4 separate regions of the Homo sapiens genome follow, and regions 1, 2 and 4 are each linked to region 3. The links are chromatin contacts, found by Hi-C or POLR2A ChIA-PET in ENCODE. All regions are on one chromosome and are shown on one strand. Each heading gives the region's core, a stretch centred on a gene start or an enhancer-like site at or near the end of the contact. The rest is flanking DNA. Distances are from core to core; before and after follow the strand shown.

The links. Hi-C counts contacts between places; a loop is a spot of excess contacts on that map. ChIA-PET counts read pairs that join two places held with the same protein, here RNA polymerase II (POLR2A). Pooled maps may share reads with other maps.
Region 1: a loop to region 3 is called in a map of CD8-positive, alpha-beta T cell, with 15 times the contacts of the local background. The contact joins the promoter of ZNF790-AS1 here to the promoter of ZNF566 in region 3. A Hi-C loop is called at or near these places in 2 of 168 maps with a recorded cell type or tissue (CD8-positive, alpha-beta T cell and naive thymus-derived CD4-positive, alpha-beta T cell), 2 of 37 single-sample maps with no recorded cell type and 12 of 50 pooled maps. POLR2A ChIA-PET finds 5 or more read pairs at or near these places in 4 of 52 experiments (H1, WTC11, activated CD4-positive, alpha-beta T cell and 1 more).
Region 2: a map of dorsolateral prefrontal cortex shows a loop between it and region 3 (5-fold over the local background). The contact joins the promoter of CAPNS1 here to the promoter of ZNF566 in region 3. A Hi-C loop is called at or near these places in 3 of 168 maps with a recorded cell type or tissue (dorsolateral prefrontal cortex and mammary epithelial cell), 1 of 37 single-sample maps with no recorded cell type and 10 of 50 pooled maps. POLR2A ChIA-PET finds 5 or more read pairs at or near these places in 6 of 52 experiments (A549, H1, HEK293 and 3 more).
Region 4: a loop to region 3 is called in a pooled map, with 8 times the contacts of the local background. The contact joins the promoter of SDHAF1 here to the promoter of ZNF566 in region 3. A Hi-C loop is called at or near these places in 1 of 37 single-sample maps with no recorded cell type and 8 of 50 pooled maps. POLR2A ChIA-PET finds 5 or more read pairs at or near these places in 1 of 52 experiments (MCF 10A).

The regions. Positions count from the first base shown.
Region 1 is chr19:36,796,284-36,799,018 of GRCh38, forward strand. It overlaps ZNF790-AS1 (ZNF790 antisense RNA 1), which reads left to right and starts at 1,267. Exons shown (of 6, transcript NR_040027.1): 1 at 1,267-1,528. RefSeq lists silencers at 829-898, 909-1,068 and an enhancer at 1,489-1,558.
Region 2 is chr19:36,138,761-36,141,571 of GRCh38, forward strand. CAPNS1 (calpain small subunit 1) reads left to right here and starts at 1,306. Exons shown (of 11, transcript NM_001749.4): 1 at 1,306-1,397; 2 at 2,237-2,460. The coding sequence starts at 2,252. LOC105372385 (a long non-coding RNA gene) reads right to left here and starts at 1,222. Exons shown (of 3, transcript XR_935954.3): 1 at 1,131-1,222. RefSeq lists enhancers at 1,573-1,622, 1,713-1,772.
Region 3 is chr19:36,487,998-36,490,811 of GRCh38, forward strand. It overlaps ZNF566 (zinc finger protein 566), which reads right to left and starts at 1,564. Exons shown (of 5, transcript NM_001145344.1): 1 at 1,489-1,564. It overlaps ZNF566-AS1 (ZNF566 antisense RNA 1), which reads left to right and starts at 1,630. Exons shown (of 1, transcript NR_036504.1): 1 at 1,630-2,814. RefSeq lists enhancers at 660-1,547, 854-933, 1,494-2,053, 1,548-2,433.
Region 4 is chr19:35,993,889-35,996,812 of GRCh38, forward strand. SDHAF1 (succinate dehydrogenase complex assembly factor 1) reads left to right here and starts at 1,300. Exons shown (of 1, transcript NM_001042631.3): 1 at 1,300-2,424. The coding sequence starts at 1,387. The coding sequence ends at 1,734. RefSeq lists enhancers at 263-762, 1,097-1,146, 1,407-1,486 and silencers at 1,547-1,606, 1,637-1,756.

The DNA of each region.
Region 1 (2,735 bases), core at 17-2,516, 310 kb after region 3:
CCTCTCCGGCTCACTGCAACCTCCGGCTCACTGCAACCTCCAACTCTCCAACTCTCCAACTCTCCAACTCTCCAACTCTCCAACTCTCCGGTTCACGCGATTCTTGTGCCTCCGCCTCCCGACTAGGTGGGATTACAGGCGCCCGCCAGCACGCCTGGCTAATTTTTGTATTTTTAGTACAGACGGGGGTTTCATCATGTTGGCGGCCGGACTGTTCTCTAACTCCTGACCTCAAGTAATCGGCCCGCCTCGGCCTCCCAAAGTGCTGGAACTACAGGCGTGAGCCACCGCGCCCGGCCCCATTTCCTTTATTTTATTTTACTATGTTCAGACGGAGTTTCGCTCTTGCTGTCCAAGCTGGAATGCAGTGGCGCGATCTCGGCTCACCGCAACCTCTACCTCCCAGGTTCAAGCGATTCTCCTGCATCAACCTCCGGAGTAGCTGGGATTACAGGCGCACGCCACCACGCCCGACTACATTTCCTTTATTTTATTTTTATACTTTACTAGCCTGTTTGTTGATCACAAGACTGGCGGTGCACAAGGTTGGGTCTCGGTGTTCACCGGGCGGTGGGCGTGGGCGAGGTGGGAGGGTCTCCAGCGCCTGGTGCTAATCTCCAAGAAAGTGCAGGAAACAGCACCAAACGTGATTGCAAAGTTTTGGTTTGGCGCGGCGGGTAGGCGTTCCAGCGCAGAAATGCGCAGGAAAGTTTCTGCTGTGCTTGTAGGAAGGTCGGCCACAAGCACTTCTTTTGTTTTTTGAAACCGAGTTTCGCTCTGTCGCCCAGGCAGGAGTGCAGTGGCGTGATATCCGCTCACTGCAAGCTCCGCCTCCCGGGTTCACGCCATTCTGCGGCCTCAGCTTCCCGAGTAGCTGGGACTATAGGCGCCCGCCACCACGTCTGGTTAATTTTTCGTATTTTTAGTAGAGACGGGGTTTCACCGTGTTAGCCAGGATGGTCTCGATCTTCTGACCTCGTGATCCGCCCGCCTCGGCCTCCCAAAGTGCTGGGATTACAGGCGTGAGCCGCCGCGCTCGGCCGGCCCCAAACACTTCTTATTGGCTAATCTGGAGCAAACCTGCATATCCATTGGCTGAAAGCTCCGTCTATTTTAGGGTGACTGAGAGCGTCTCTTCCTTCTGTGTTGCCTGGAAACGGACTGTTCGCCTAGTAACATCTGATCACGTTTCCCATTGGTCACCGTTTCCGGAAGCCCGCTCTCCCGTTTCCGGAATCCCCGCAGGCGCTGGGTCTGCAGATGGCGTCCAGGTACACAGTGGCGAGTGTGATTCCGCAGTCTTGGGCTGTTTGGCCAAGCGCCCGCCGGACATGGTACGCCGAAGGGTCATCGGCGTGGAGTCCTCGCTTTCAGCGTCCGCGGCTGGGAAATCGGCCATCGCTACGGCGGGAACTGGGACTCGGGCTGCGTCCCGGCCCTTCCACATCGGTCCACCGCACTCGTGGGCGCCCGCATTGGTGCTGACATAATTTCCTGACCTCTGACCCGTATTGTCTCGCGATTAAAGGTAAAAAACGGGGCTTTTTCATCCCACTGGGGTAAAACGCCCTTTTATTTCTAGCCAGGTGTTCTGTTGCAGAACGCCTCGAAGGGAGGGAGTGACCGGCAGGTTGAGGTTTATTAAATAAAATACATTCCTGGTTTATATTATGTTTATAATAAAGCACCCCACCCTTTAAAAAATCTCACGTTTTGCCAGTTGCATTATTTAGTGGACTGTCTCTGATAAGGACAGCCAGTTAAAATGGCATTTTGTTGTTGTTGCTAATTAAACCAATTTTTAGTTTTGGTGGTTTTCCTAACAGCAGCAACTTCTCAGGCTTTATAAAATCATATTTCTTGTGGGAAATTTCTGTGAAAGGCGCAGCGAGTTAGTTTGGAATTGTTTTAAAGGAAGTAAGTTCCTGGTTTTGATATCTTAGTAGTAGTATTTTCCCCAGTGTCTTTGAAATCTTATTTTTGGAGCACGTATGTAGAGTAACTTTTGTGAAAGAAACAACTTTTATTTTTTATTATTATTTTTTTTTGAGACGGAATTTCGCTCTCGTTGCCCAGGCTGGAGTGCAATGGTGCAATCTCTGCTCACTGCAACCTCCGCCTCCCGGGTTGAAGCGATTCTCCTGCCTCAGCCTCACGAGTAGCTGGGATTATAGGCATGTGCCACCACGTCCAGCTAATTTTGTATTTTTAGTAGAGATGGGGTTTCTTTATGTTGGTCAAGCTGGTCTCGAACTCCCGACCTGGGGTGATCTGCCCGCCTCGGCCTCCCAGAGTGCTGGGATTACAGGTGTGATCCACCGCACCTGGCTGATTTCATATATATATCTTCCTAAATCCTTTAAAAAGTTAGTGGATCTCTTACTTTTGTAGGATTTATTTCATAGTGTGAATGAGACACCTGTAGGCTCCAGGTCTCTGTCTTCATGAGGTGTGAAGATTCAGTGCTTTATAAAACAGTCCCCACATTCTTCAAAGGCCTTGTTCTTAATTCTCAGCACGCTTGTGCTTCTGACATTGTTACTAAAATTAAGCTAAGTTTTTCTGGTTATGTGAGAGCTGTGGAAATGTCCAGCGTTAGCCACTAATGTTTCTCCTTGATATTTCTCCGTATCTTAATACTGACTCTCAATCCATTACTCAGATGGGTGTCCTTTTCCTGGATGTCTGGAAACTAAGCCTGGCTATCCCTCTGACCTCCCTGCCGAGCTACCATT
Region 2 (2,811 bases), core at 56-2,555, 350 kb before region 3:
CAGCCAGGATTCAACTCAAGCCTAGCCAGCCTGCAGGGTAGGGGATAAGAGCCAGCCAGCCTGCCTGGGGGCCAGATTTAGCTCCCCCCGATGAGTCCTGAAAAAGTACTGGACTCCCGTGGCTCATGCCTGTAATCCTAGCACTTTGGCAGGCCGAGGCAGGTGGATCACCTAAGATCAGGAGTTTGAGACCAGCCTGGCCAACATGGTGAAACCCCGTCTCTACTAAAAATACAAAAATTAGCTGGGTGTGGTGGTGCATGCCTGTAATCCCAGCTACTCGGGAGGCTGAGGCAGGAGAATCGCTTGAACCTGGGAGGCAGAGACTGCAGTGAGCTGAGATGGCGCCACTGCACCCCAGCCTGGGCAACAGAGCAAGACGCTGTCTCAAAACAAAAAAAAAAAAAAAGAAAAGAAAAGAAAAGAAACCAGGCTATGTAAAAATATTATTGTAAAAAATTAAATTAAATCAAAAAAAGGCCGGTAGCCCATACCTGTAATCCCAGTACCTCACAGTACTTTGGGAGGCTGAGGCAGGAGGACGGCTTGAGGCCCGGAGTTCAAGAGCAGCCTGGGCAACATAGCGAGACCTCCGTCTCTATTATGTAAAAACAATAATATTTTTTAAGTAAATAAAGAAACCAGGCCGTGGCCAAAGGAATCTTCCTGTGTCTGGGGCCTTCTTTAGAGGCTAGCATACTGAGGACACTCTTTGGGCCAGTCCAGGAAGGAATGATTCTGGTGGCCCCTGACTGGGGCGGGGGCGTGGTAAGGTTCGCCTGGGAGGCGGCGCAGGCGCTGCCTGCGGTTTGACTGCCATCCGGGCTGCTGCAGGCACTGGGAAAGGCAATCCAGCCTCAATCCTCGCCACAGACACGGGCGACTGTCCCCCAGCGTGTGAGTCAAACCATACTCCAGGCCTCCAGGAGGTGTTTGTCGCGACAACACCTGCAGAGGGCCCGTGCGGAGTCCCTTAGTGAGCGGACCGAAAACCGCCACCCTGGAAGGATATTGGCATGCCCTAGGGTGAAAATTCACACTACGACACTCGGGGGGTGGGTCCCCTCCGAGTTCTCGTCCGCGGGTGCCTCCACCCAGACCTGAGGGGTGTCGGGAAGACCCCCGCCTACCGAGTCAGGGCGGGATTAAGACCTCCGGCGCTGGAAACGCGTAGGGCGGGGCCCAGACCTGGATCCAGCTAGCCGGGCGGTGTGGGGTGCGCATGCGCAATGTCCGCTTCGGCTCTAGGACCGCGCGGGCGACAGCAGGGCCGCGGTGCAGTGTCCGACCCGAGAGTTGCGGCCTGAGTCACCGGCCCCGCCCTCCGGAGCCGGACGCTGCGGGAGGCCCGGGAGCGGCAGTGGAACCGACTCCCAGAACTCCGGACGTGTGCGGCGGTAAGCGCCCGGCCCGTACCCCCTCCGCACCCCGCAACTCCGACTTTGGCGGCCCCCAGACCCGGCGAAACCGTGAAGTCTCGGCCTCAGGAGCCCCCCAGATCCATGGTCTCAGATTCGAACCCTCAGACCTGTTCGATCTCCTTTTATGCCGTCCCGGGGACCCTTCTCCACCCTCTGTCTCATGATCCAAAATACAGGCCCATAGGTTTCAGAGATACCCTGTGAATTCTTCCTTGGGGTGTCCTGAACCGCGATCGTAGATCTGTGCCCCCAGTTCCAGCGGGGAACCCCATTGTCCGGGAACCCAGAGCTCACAGCCACGATCTTAGACCCGAGCCCACAGAGCCAGAGGTGACACTGGAATCCTGCCGCTGGGAATACCTAAATTCTCAAGCCCACATTTGGGATTTCCTAAACCCCGCCCTGGGGCCCTTTAGGCCGTGGATGTTTGCTCCGCGCCCATGACCTGCCAAGGACCTCTACATTCAGGCTGGGCTCTGGATCTCACATTCTAGCGCCCAGACATGTCGGGAACGCCTTACGCCAACTTGGGGTCCCCACCAAGAGAACCCCCACCAGATCTGCACCCTCCCCTTCACGCGTGCACCCAGTCCAGGCTCCCTCAAGCCCCACGGGTGCCTTTTAGACCTGAGGAGGTTGCAAACCTGATCCCCCATACCTGCCCCACCCATCCGCGGACAACCCGCCCTCGCAAACTCAGACCCCCACCCGGAGGCTTCAGATTCCTCCCAGGTCCAGCTGCCGGAAATGCGTGTTTGAAGGGAGGGTGTGGGCTCAGGGGCGAAGCACCCACTGGTCCCCTTTTTTCCCCCCAGCAGTGAGTCGCAGCCATGTTCCTGGTTAACTCGTTCTTGAAGGGCGGCGGCGGCGGCGGCGGGGGAGGCGGGGGCCTGGGTGGGGGCCTGGGAAATGTGCTTGGAGGCCTGATCAGCGGGGCCGGGGGCGGCGGCGGCGGCGGCGGCGGCGGCGGCGGTGGTGGAGGCGGCGGTGGCGGTGGAACGGCCATGCGCATCCTAGGCGGAGTCATCAGCGCCATCAGGTAAGGCGGAGACTATCAGAGGGGCGGGGCCTGGGAATGGGAGGAGCCTCAGTGAGGCGTGGTCTGGGAGGGGCGTGGTCTAAAAATAGAATAGGATTAACCTGGAGGCTAACCTGGGTACATGAATTAGGCCGGGGAGGCCTGGTTTGAGAGTTCTGCTGTAAGGGGGTGGACCCCAGTGAGGCGGATATCAGTCATTGGGGGCGGTGCTTGATATGGGAGTAGTCTGATTGTGTGGGACCAGGACAATGTGGTCCTGAGGGGACTGATGTGGAGTTTTGGCGGGTGGGGCTTATGGGTCTGGGCTCAGCCTGCATTGGCTAACCTGGAGATGAACGTTAAAGGTGCGGA
Region 3 (2,814 bases), core at 314-2,813:
GGGAAGCATCTCAGGTCCTGGCAAAGTTCTTTGTATAGATCTAAGAGTGTTACACAGCTGTACACTTAAGATTTGCACACTTTATATAGGCTCTATGTATCTATTGACAGCCTCCTGCTCTGTTGCCCAGGCTGAAGGGCAGTGGTATGATCATGGCTTCCTGCAGCTGCAAAGCACTGGGCTCAAGCGATCCTCTCATCTCAACCTCCTGAGTAGCTAGGACTTATAGGTGCCAGCCACCATGCCCGGCTAATTTTTTATGTATGTATGTATTTATGGTAGAGTTAGGGTCTCACTATGTTGCCCAGGCTGGTCTCCAGCTCCTGGCCTCAAGTGATCCTCTCACCTTGGCCTGGCAAAGTGCTGGGATTACACGCATGAGCCTCCACACTTGGCCTACAAAAATTTTTTTAACTCTTGGAACTATGCTTTGGTAGGGATATGGAGCAATAAGATATTTCAAACATTGCTGTTCAAGTACAAATTTGTGCAGCCACTCGGGTATATATTTTGACACTGTTTAGTAAAGTGGAAGATATATGAACCGGCAATTCTGCTGGTAAATAAACTCAAGCATGTGTACCCCATGTGAAAGAATGTGGCTGTGTTGTTTATAAAATGAAAAGCTATAAATAACTAATAGGGCATCATTACTAGAAAGGATGAATAATTGTGGTATACTTCAGAAGGGAGAATATAGCAAAGAAATTGAATTAACCGCGATTTTATCTAATAGGGATGATTCACAGAATTGTAAAAATAAACCAAAGACAGTATGACAACATTCATATAAAGTTTTAAAACGGGGAAAAACTGGAGTATAATGCCTAGAGAAGTATACGTAAGTGATAAAACCTCACACTGTGTGACTTACCCTGCCACACAAACCTGATCACACTCCCACCATGGGGACATTCAGCTACAGACAATCCACGCCCAAAGCAACAGGGTCGCACACGCAGGGCCTCTATCGGTCACATAAGCACAAGTGCACGCTTACCGAGGAGGCAGTCACAGTCACAACCACATTGTCACAGTCGGCGCACACCTGTACCGGGTCACAGTCACGATCACACATTAACCACAGCCACACACACAGATAGAAACATGCAGTTACTCGCAGGTATCCCCACCTGAACTCTGCCGCACACAGTCACACAGCATATAGTCGCACACCACTACGGGGACAAACGCAGTAACACTCAACCAGGCACAAGCTCCCCACAGCCGCACACACAATGCCGCACGTGGTCCTGCTCCCTCTCACACACACACCAGCAGCCACAGTCTCCGAGGCCGTGCTGCACACGGTGTGAGCGTTGGAAACACACTCATCACAAGGGCAGCCTGTCACAATCGCGCGATCATTCACCACACACCTCCACACAGACGCAAGCGCACGCTTTCAATCTCACCTCCACCGCCGCACAAAGCCGAGGCTTGGCCCCCGGCCCCGCCCTCTCCCGGGTTTCTCACCTCAGGCCTTACCAGCTTTCGAAGCAGCAGAACCCTCCCCGGCACTGGGGTAGTTGCTGGTAAAGCCCTGAGGGTCCCGCCAGCGCGTGAGTTGGAAGCTGAATTACCGCGAGAAGTACAGTCTTGCCGAGGAGACCTCTGGGAAGCGTAGTCAGAGACGTATCAAGGCCGGACAAGATGGTTCCCGATCGTCAGAATTCCTGTCCGCGCCTTGCGTCAGCCCCGCCGAAAGGATCGCCCCCCCTAGTCAAACCGCTCGCGCCCCAGAGGCCTCATGGAGTCCCGCCTCAGGCTCGGGCCTTGGCCCCCAAAGAAAGCCACTCCGACGTGTTTGAGATGGGCTTAGTTCCCGGACCCGTCCTACTGCCCCCAGGCGCTGGACAGCCTCAGAAAGAGGACAAGTCTGCATGGAAAGATAATCGCACAACTGAGCCTTCTGGGAGATGTAGTTCGGAGCTGGGAAGGCGGTTGGACCCTCCGAAAGTCATCTTAATTGCTCTCACAGATAAGCCGGTGCTGGGCTGCCGGCCTGAGTACTGTGCGCCCAGAGTGCGCAGGCGCAAACATCCTGGGTTGCTGTTTTGGCCTCTTTGTTCGGGCGTGAATTTTGTTTATTGCTCCTTAGTGCAGAGGGGTTATGGGACCAGAGGTTGTGAGACTCAGAAGTGGTTGGGGACGCAGAAGGGGTGTAGACCAGGAACCTGCGACCTGATGGGGGGAGGTCGAAGGGAAAGGAATCGCCAAACGTGGGACAGGTTTGGAGAGGCAGAAAGAGAGGAGTCTGAAATTGCAAAGGGCAGGTGTTATTCTGACTTCTGTGTGCTTTGTGATAAATGAGTGGGGCAGGAAGTAAGAGGAGTTTCACTTTCTCCTTCTGCAATTATTTGTGTACTTGGACTAAGTGTATCTCATGGCCAGTATTTGACTGCTTTTGACCTATAAAGGTATTGTATACACAGTCATGCATAGTTTAATAATAAGGATATATGCTCTCCCCACGGTCTCCCTCTCCCTCTCTTTCCACGGTCTCCCTCTGATGCCGAGCCAAAGCTGGACTGTACTGCTGCCCTCTCGGCTCACTGCAACCTCCCTGCCTGATTCTCCTGCCTCAGCCTGCCGAGTGCCTGCGATTGCAGGCGCGCGCCGCCACGCCTGACTGGTTTTCGTATTTTTTTGGTCTCCACCAAACACAGGGTTTCGCTGTGTTGGCCGGGCTGGTCTCCAGCTCCTAACCGCGAGTGGTCCGCCAGCCTCGGCCTCCCGAGGTGCCGGGATTGCAGACGGAGTCTTGTTCACTCAGTGCTCAATGGTGCCCAGGCTGGAGTGCAGTGGCGTGAT
Region 4 (2,924 bases), core at 50-2,549, 490 kb before region 3:
TTGTGATTCTCCCCTGACTCCAAGACTCCAAGCCTAATCCCCGCCCCTGACCAGCTTCTCCTCTCTGAAGGGGAATGGACCCCCCAGCTGGTTGCCGGCCCAAGTGTGCAGAGCCGCGGTTGCGCGCTGGGTGGAGGGGTCCCCCAAGCTCCGGTGCTGGTGGGGCCCGAGGATGCTGTGTCCTTGCGGGCCTCCCTAGCGCTACGAGGACACCTCCAGGCGGCCCGCGGGGACAACAACGGCATTGCGGCCTACCACCTAAAGCTCCTGGGAGGACAACGGGGTTGCAGTCTAGTCGACTGTTCAGGGTGTCCCGGACTCCGGGCTTTAACAGTCGGTAAGGACCCAAACACCGCTGTCCACTGCCCCGACTCCCACCCGCAGAGGGCGCGACCAACCCAGCTCCTAGAGCCACACGCTGCCTCTGGGGGCTTGGCGCCCACACTCTCTCTGCTTGTCTTCCCCTGGCCCGAGAAGCCTGTCCAACCGGCCGAGAGCCATTTCCCTACGGGGTCTCGTCCCTCTGCACGTGCCCAGGGCTGGGACCCCAGACACAGACCTGCCCCGGACGAGGGAACGCACGGAGCTTCCCAAGATGGTTTGAATCAGTAACTGACGGCAAAAGCACGCTTGTGCCCGGCGTCTCTCCCAGTGCCCCGTGCCCTTGGGACCCAAAGTCCGAACCGGTAGCCGGGCGCGGTGGCTCACGCCTGGAATCCCAACACTTTGGGAGGCTGAGAATCGTTTGAGCCCAGGAGTTCGAGCCATTCTGGGCAACATAGGGAGACCCATCTCTGCAAATAATAATAATAATAAATAAATAAATAAATAAATAAATAAATAAATAAATAGCGGGCGCGGTTGCGCGCGTCTGTGGTTCCAGCTACTAGGGGAGTTGAGGTGGGAGGATCGCTTGGGCCCAGGAGTTCGAGGCTGCAGTGAGCCAAGATCGCGCCACTGCACTCCAGCCTGGGCGACAGCGAGACCCCGTCACACACAAAAAAACCCCTAGCTTCCTCTTCTCCCAGAATGCAGGAGTTAGGTGAGGACCCTCTGTTCCCTCCAACCCAAGACCTAGGAGTCCGAACACATAACGCCCTCCAGGCGGTGCCAGGATCCCCAGAACTGCTGTCCCCTCAAGAACACACGTCCCCTACGTGGGAGGCCGCGACCAGCGACTCCGCCCACTTCTCCCAGCCGGCTGTTACGTAACTGCAACGACAGCCAGTCAGACGCGGCAGCGCCGGATGGCGGGAGGCGGGAGTTGGAGGCCAAGGGAAGCGCTGGGCGGAAGTGGCTGTGGCTTTGCCCTTTGGCCTTTGCTGGCTGTGTGGCGGCTCCGCGGTTCGCAGGTCGTTCGCTGAGCGTCTCTGCTTAGCCGCGGTCATGAGCCGGCACAGCCGGCTGCAGAGGCAGGTTCTGAGCCTGTACCGCGATCTGCTGCGCGCCGGGCGTGGGAAGCCGGGCGCCGAGGCGCGAGTGCGGGCAGAGTTCCGGCAGCATGCGGGCCTGCCGCGGTCCGACGTGCTGCGCATCGAGTACCTGTACCGCCGCGGGCGGCGCCAGCTGCAGCTGCTACGCTCGGGCCACGCCACCGCCATGGGCGCCTTCGTACGCCCGCGGGCCCCGACCGGGGAGCCTGGCGGCGTGGGTTGCCAGCCTGACGACGGCGACAGTCCAAGGAACCCCCACGACAGCACGGGGGCACCGGAGACCCGCCCCGACGGACGGTGACAGGCGAAGAGCCGAACTCGCTCGATGGCGTGGTGGAGCCAGGAGGCTCGCCTGACTGCATGGGGGGACTGGGGAACCCGCCTAAGGTGAGAGGTCTTAAGAGACTAGCTTGACGAATTGGGGATGTCAGAGACTCCTCCTTGGCGACGCAGGGGGCCTAGAGAGCCCCGTGATGGACGGCAAGGGAGGCCCGCCTTTTCCGATGCTTGGAGACAGGTCGGTGCTCCTCCCCCATGAGGGCTTGGGGCGGCCTGGGACGCTGGCGGGCTGGACAGTGTCAAGCCAAGAGCTACTTGCCCGAAGGTACGGGGAGCCAGGACGACCCCCGGTGGACAGGGAGAGCCTGAGACGCCCTTCTCTTGACCCCTGAGAACATACCCACTTCTGGCTCCTCAAGGAGTCTCCCCTCTCCTGTATTTAACTCTGAGAAGTGCAGACTTTTTGCTGAGAACGTTTTGGGAAGGTGCCCTGATGAGCGGTGAGAAGCCCGGAATCCCCTTCTGGAAAACTTTCCCCCATTAATTGTGACAAGCCAGGACCATGAGGAAGGGGTAGGGGTCTATCACCCTGGTTGATCAACTGAAGACCCCCAAAGGCCCCTACTTGATGGTTTTGAGGGGCAACATTGACTCATTTGCCCCTTCCCTCTCGGAATGTTGGACAAAGGGAATAAAATTGGGGATATGTCTACTTCCCTGTTGGTGGTCTTAAAGCTTTTATATATTTCAGGATTTTTGAAACACCCCCAGCCCCCCTGCCACCACACACACACGCACACAGACACCTGGAAGGGACCATCTGGGAGGTGATAGGTGTGGGGATCTGACTCCTTCCGGAGCCCTGTAGACTGGCACATTGATTGAAGCGGCATAGTTTTCTCCCCTGGGCAGATCTGTGGAGGGGGCTCATCCTGGCTTAACCCCCAAAGATACCCCAGTTGGCTCCCTAATGGAGGGCAAGTGATTTAACATCTTTGTGTGGAAGAGGAAATGGTGGAGCTGAGAACTGGCTCGGAGCCCCTGAGGCAGTAGTGAGGGTCTCAGACCTGGAAATTTCTCAAACCTGGCTGAAGGGTCCAGCCTCAGCTACAGTGAACGACAAGGCCCTGGGGCAGGAGAGGGGAGATGAACCCCATAGATCACAGATATACTCCCTCCGGTGTCCCCATATGGGCCTGCCCTAGACATTCT